2 separate regions of the Homo sapiens genome follow, and region 1 is linked to region 2. A link is a loop called in an ENCODE intact Hi-C map of the cell type or tissue named here. Cell type or tissue: Caco-2. All regions are shown on one strand. Links, peaks and the distances in the headings refer to the core of each region. The heading gives the core; the rest is flanking DNA. Region 1 overlaps LOC105374151 (a long non-coding RNA gene). Region 2 overlaps LOC107986045 (a long non-coding RNA gene).

The links. A loop is a pair of places that touch in the nucleus more often than their neighbours do. Peaks named below come from ENCODE experiments on the same cell type or tissue, not always from the same donor. Only the 100,000 strongest peaks of a DNase experiment are listed, where the experiment ranks them.
Region 1: a loop joins it to region 2, with 4 times the contacts of the local background. A loop is called at or near these places in 2 of 110 quality-filtered maps.

Annotation. Positions count from the first base shown.
Region 1 is chr3:149,392,191-149,395,114 of GRCh38, reverse strand. It overlaps LOC105374151 (a long non-coding RNA gene), which reads left to right. Exons shown (of 3, transcript XR_924574.3): 3 at 1,514-1,703. Among named protein-coding and RNA genes, the nearest start is that of TM4SF1-AS1, 16 kb to the right of the region's middle. In Caco-2, for the core only: a CTCF peak has its summit at 1,558 (motif pointing left); a DNase peak (open chromatin) is centred at 1,554.
Region 2 is chr3:148,953,828-148,956,751 of GRCh38, reverse strand. It overlaps LOC107986045 (a long non-coding RNA gene), which reads right to left. Exons shown (of 3, transcript XR_001740565.2): 3 at 664-1,170. Among named protein-coding and RNA genes, the nearest start is that of GYG1, 36 kb to the left of the region's middle. In Caco-2, for the core only: a CTCF peak has its summit at 1,104 (motif pointing left); a DNase peak (open chromatin) is centred at 1,071.

The sequences.
Region 1 (2,924 bases), core at 183-2,682, 440 kb before region 2:
AGAACAGTTCCACCAATGCCTAGTTGACTTGTAACAATTTGTGTGCAGCAAAAATAGAGAGACAGGGCTGGAGTGCGCTTGTTCTGCATTAGACTAGGCTAATGAGAAAATGCTAAAGGTGTTGGAAAAGGCAAGAGCCAAAGAAGCCTTAGAGAGAAAGTTATGATTGGGGGTTCAGAATAGGAGATTGAGGGCATAGAAGCTACAAGGCTTGCTGCAGAGCAGGCTGAGGCTCCACAGAGGAGGAGAGACAGGACTCGACCAGGTGTTGCCTTGGGGCTATGTATGAATCTCCTGTACAGACTCCAGTAAGGAGTTCTTAAGTGTTCCCTTTTTTAAATTTAATTTTTGAATAGATTATACTTTTGCAAGGTTCAAAATTTTTAAAGGTCCTGTAGGTTTTATCAGGAAAAAGTCTCCATAACACTCCAGCCCCAAACCACCCAGTTCTCATCCCCAGAAGCCACCAATATTATCAGTTTACTGTGTGTCCTCCAGAGCTATTTTATGCACATACAAGCAAACAGACATTTGTATATATTCACTCTCTCTTTCATTTTTTTTAAACAAGTAGCAGCTTGCTACATAAATTATTTTGTATCCTGCTTTACTCTCTGTAAAATATCTTGGATATTGTTTCATTTTATTAGGCAGATTCTTCATTCCTTTTTTTTTTCAGCTGCAGAGTATTCACTATAGCAAGGTACAAATGGTTTTTGGTCAGTTTCCACTTTTGGTTGCTTTGATCATTTGCTATTATATACACGATGCTGTAAATTTTTAATTTATTTTGTGTCATGAACCCCTTTGGCAGTCTGGTGAAGCCTATTAATTTCTTCTTAATAAAATATTTTCAAGTGCATGCAAAATTCTCAGGATTAAAAGGAAACCAATTATGCTGATATATAGGTATCAAAATATTCTTTATATAAACATTTATTTAGAAATATATGTACTTATTTATTAAAACTTAATAAGATCTAGCAGTGGATCAAATTCTTGTAATTTCAAAATATGAGTGAGCATAAATGCTGTTTCAAAATATCTGCAACAATTGTAATGTGATGTAAAATATCTGTGATTTTATTGGTAACAAAGGCATAGGCTGATACTATCATGGTTTCCTGCTTGCTTTCATAATTAAAGGAAATGACAAATTTTACTTAGAGTTAAGAAACCCTGCCTTATACATACATCATTTCCCAAACACTCAAGTGTATGTGTAGGGTATATTTTTAGAAGTGTTTTAAATTAGCAACTGCAAATAAATTTATAATTGAATACATATTGCCAAACTGCTGAAAATGCAGTCGTTCTACCAACACTGAATAAGGGTATGTTAACAAGCATTTTAATCCTTGCCAATCCGAGAGATGAAAAATAATATTTTGGTGGTTTTATTTTGCACTCTCTTGTCAAAAGCAAATTTGAACATCTTTTCATATATTTATGAACCATCTTCTTTTCTGTGTGTTCATACCCCTTGCTCATTGTACTATTGGTTTGTTAGCAGGTTTGCTGTGTTGCAAACGCCAGGGGACATCAGTCACAGAGACCTGAATGTACACAGCACCCCCTGGAGTTGGCAATGCGGAGGCTCTGGCTGTTGATCCCAAAGAAGATTTAAATTGCAGTCCATTATATTTTTCTCTCAGACTTCTGTTTCTTTGAATATTCCAAATAGATTAAAATATAATCTGGAATCTTAAGTGCCTTAGTCTTATTTAGGTAACAATACTATCTAAGAAAAACTCTAGAAGAATTCACAACAAATTGCTAACTATAGTTATCTCTGGCAGAGGAAGTAGCATGGGAAAGGCGTGGGAAAATTTTTTACTTTGACTTTTTTTTCACCTGTGTACTTATGTATAATTTGTGTGGAATAAATAAAATAATAAATATACATGATAAAATTTCAAATAAAAGTTAAAAAAATTACGGGGCACTCCTCCTTGAGCCTATATGATGGTTTTGAAATACTATTCAAAAAGAACCAGGACTTCTTAGAGAAATGACTGAGTGCAGGTCTCGGGCAGGAAATGTACAAGATGAGCCTGGCACCTCTTATTAATACCACATAGCAAGAAAGGTACGAAGATGACTAGGGCCATGGCAAAAGGACTCATGAACTAACTTGAAGAGGCTTCTACTGACCAAAGACAGAGCAACTTAAGCATCAATAAAGATAATAACTGCAATGGCTATGATGAAATACATTATGAATGCATAAAGTTCATACTAATGTTAAACAAAATGAAAATTAATTGGTCATACTGGGTAGATGATGGGGAACTAACAAATTATTTTAAAAATTGGTAAATCCAGGCAAAGAATCTAGCATTTATTGTAACTTTTTTTTTTTTTTTTGAGACAGAGTTTTGCTCTTGTTGCCTAGGCTGGAGTGCAATGGTGCGATCTCGGCTCACTGCAACCTCCTCCTCCCGGGTTAAAGCAATTCTCCTGCCTCAGCCTCCCAAGTAGCTGGGATTACAGGCATGCACCACCACTCCCGGCTAATTTTGTATTTTTAGTAGACACAAGGTTTCTCCATGTTGGTCAGGCTGGTCTCAAACTCCCGACCTCAGGTGATCTGCCCACCTTGGCCTCCCAAAGTGCTGGGATTACAGGGCACCCGGCCCTATTCTAACTTTTTAATGCAAACTGAGTCTCCAGGTCATCAAATAATAGACAAGGAGAAGTTTCCTTTCATAAAAAGTAATCCAGCTAATAAATTAAAACAGAATGAGAAAATTCATAATTCCTAATGAATGATTATACCCAGGCATTGGCCACCCACAGCTGTGAGCTTTACCAAAAGGAAAACAACTTGGCCTTAGGTGCATCCTAATGAAAAAGCGCAATCCCACATAAAAAGTGGTTTTGCCAAATACAGGAAAAAAAAAAAAGAACCAAAAAACTTTGAA
Region 2 (2,924 bases), core at 142-2,641:
CTATGAAGAAAATACAGCAGTGTCGGGATAGAGTGTAATACTGTGGGTGCTAGTGTAGATGTGCGTGCTCAGGGAAGGCATGACATTCGGGCATAACCCTGAATGAAAGCGAGAGGGTGAACCATGTGGTATCTGAGAGAATATAATTCTAGATAGAGGGACAATCAAAGTGCAAAGGCCCTGAGGCAAGAACACAATTGTGTTCAAAGAACAACATAGAGGCCGGTCTGGCTAGAGTAAGCAATGAGAAGAATTGTGGGCAAGGAAGTTGAAGTAGTCTCCTAGTCATACACAGGCTAGGAGAAGGGCACATTTTGGACCAGTACACAAATGAAGTCCTCAAACAGAGCTGACTGCGGAAGACAGGGCTTTAGGGACAGGATGAGATGGATTACCCATCTCCCAATCTCTGGATCAATTGTGTGCGGTGGCAGCCCTCAGTGGAGAGGGATAACCGAAGTCCTGTCTCTCCCAAAGTTCAGACCGTCAGCCTATAACTGTCCCCAAAGAAGGGTGAAGGCAGGGACAGGGTTTATCTGCTTCCCTAGCTCAGAAGCCCAGGCGGTTCCACAGGGGATCCGGGAGAATACAAGTGCTCCTCCTCTAACAAGCACCACACTGCCGCTTAATGTTACAGGCCTCTGACAGATGAAATCAAACCTGTTTTGGCCCTAGAGTGAAATGATTTATTCCAGCAAGTGGAAATAGGAAGAGTTGAAAGGCAGTACAGGCCAGAATGTGGGTTGGCTTCGTAGACTGAGTAATGTGGGTTGGCTTGGTGTAATTCGTTTTTGGAATACATTTTTTTTTAAGGTTTAGTGAGGAGGAGGTAAACAATCCTTTGAGAACCATATAAAGCTCTGCCTCCAGCGTGTGATGGTCAGAGAGCACGGTCATTGCCTTTGGCATTCTCTGCTAAGTTTTCACCCTTGGTGTTTTGCCTTTTCCTTCTTGCTTGGCTGGGAGAGTTATGAGCTCCTTAGGAAAGAATGTCCTGCTTTCTCTGTTGGCCCTGCTGAGGGGCAAACATTAAAAAAAAAAAAAAAAAAAAACCATTAGCTGTAAATCTCTGTGGTAAGAGTGCCCTCTTCTGGTTCGGCTTCTTTGTCTTGAGCTGCCAGTTCCCTAACAATGCTGTTTTTAGGCTTCCGATCTTTTTGATGAAATAAACTAGCAAAGAAAAAAAGCAAAAAAATACCATTGAGGATACATTCATTTCACCCAGTGTTTCTAGAACCCCTTCCACAGTTCTAATTCTTACTTGGCCATATTTTCTGAAATTTCGGACCCAGACTTTCTTTGGGATTTACACTTAGCCTTTTGCGAATCCAGAAAAACAGGTAAAAATAGTAGCATTTCAGAGCTTGGAACGGGTGTTGCAATGGGTTCGTCTGGTCACTTTTATGCTTCTGTTTCTATGCCATTTATTAAGTGCCTACTCAATTTATTGAATATTTGAGGGCCAAGCATTCTCCTAGGCCCTCCAAGATCATAAATGAGATACAGCCCTTGCCTTTGCTAAGAATGTCGTGGGAAATATAGATGAGTAACAGAAAATTACAACATCAGCTGACAAATAACTGAGATGTGAACAGGTGGTTATAGGGGGACATGAAGGAATTTCTTTGGTTATTCAAGCCCAAATGTGAGAAAAATCAATGCCTCCTCAACTCGAATTGTTCCTGTAACAGTCACATCTCTTTATGTACTAGATCCAGGGCTCTATGATGAGCAAATCGTGATGGGTTTAATATATTTCTTCTACTAAACCCCAAAAATAATTTTAGATCTAAAAGGGACATGAAAATATGTCAGTTTTCTCCATTTTTTTTTCTATGTCAAGGGAAAAATTTTCTTTTACAAGGAACATTTTGAGAGGCTCTATATATCTAGCTTCAAGTAATTAAAATTGGTTTTAATTGTGGAATACCAATGCACAATTCTGTGTGGGGTTTGCTAGAAATCATAGATTCAATAGAAACAATTTTCCTCCATATAAAGGGAGAGTTATATTTCATGAGACTCTCCAGAAATCATTCTTCCATTCTGGTCTCTTGTGACTTTTCTCTGTGGGCTCTAACCCATAATCTTGCATATATACAGCTCAGGATGTTACTTAGTGTCCCAATGGCCTTTAAGGTTGTATTTTGTTTTATTTTAGAAAATTTGTTAATGAAATTTTCTGTTTTCTTCTATGTCCTGGATCTTTTGCATAAGAAAAGCTTTAATACAAAGTAGGAGAAGGAGATGGGAGGCAGAGAGGAAAGAGAGAATTCATTTGTGAGCTACAGCAGTCTTCCTGTGTCCATCTCTTGGCTATAAATTCAGATAAAACATGTCAGTGATATTTTAGGGGATGCTTCTCATCAGGTATATATGGTGTTGCTTATTTTACTTTATTTAAAATATTTATTTTATTTTTAACTGCCTATGCAAATTTATCTGCATAAATCTGGTCGCTTTTTTCATTTCTTTTTCCAGTATTGGTTTTAACTCTCAATCATGTACTAAAGAAAGGACTTCTAACTTTTAAATTAGAACTGATAAGCTTTCTTTCTCATAGGACATCTATTTCTAGGTTCCAGCTTTGGTTCACTATACCTTGTCCAAAAATATCTTCTAAACTCAAGAATTCCTAAGGGGGCTTTGGAGCGAGAGGTATCCACAAAATTCTTAGATTACACCCTGAGAAACACTGATGTAGGCACTGTTTTTCTGATTTGAAATTAAAAATCTCAAATGGACTTGGAGGAACAGAGGCTTAATGTAGCTCTGAGCCTGCTCAGTTCTGAGCTAGTCTCAGTAACCAACTGTGGCTGGAGACACAAGGGCTGTACATATACACAGATGGCAGGCAATTGAGCTTTTCAATTCTGCTTCCGTTTTTTTTTTTTTGGTAGGAGCAGAGTTGCTAGATCAAGGAT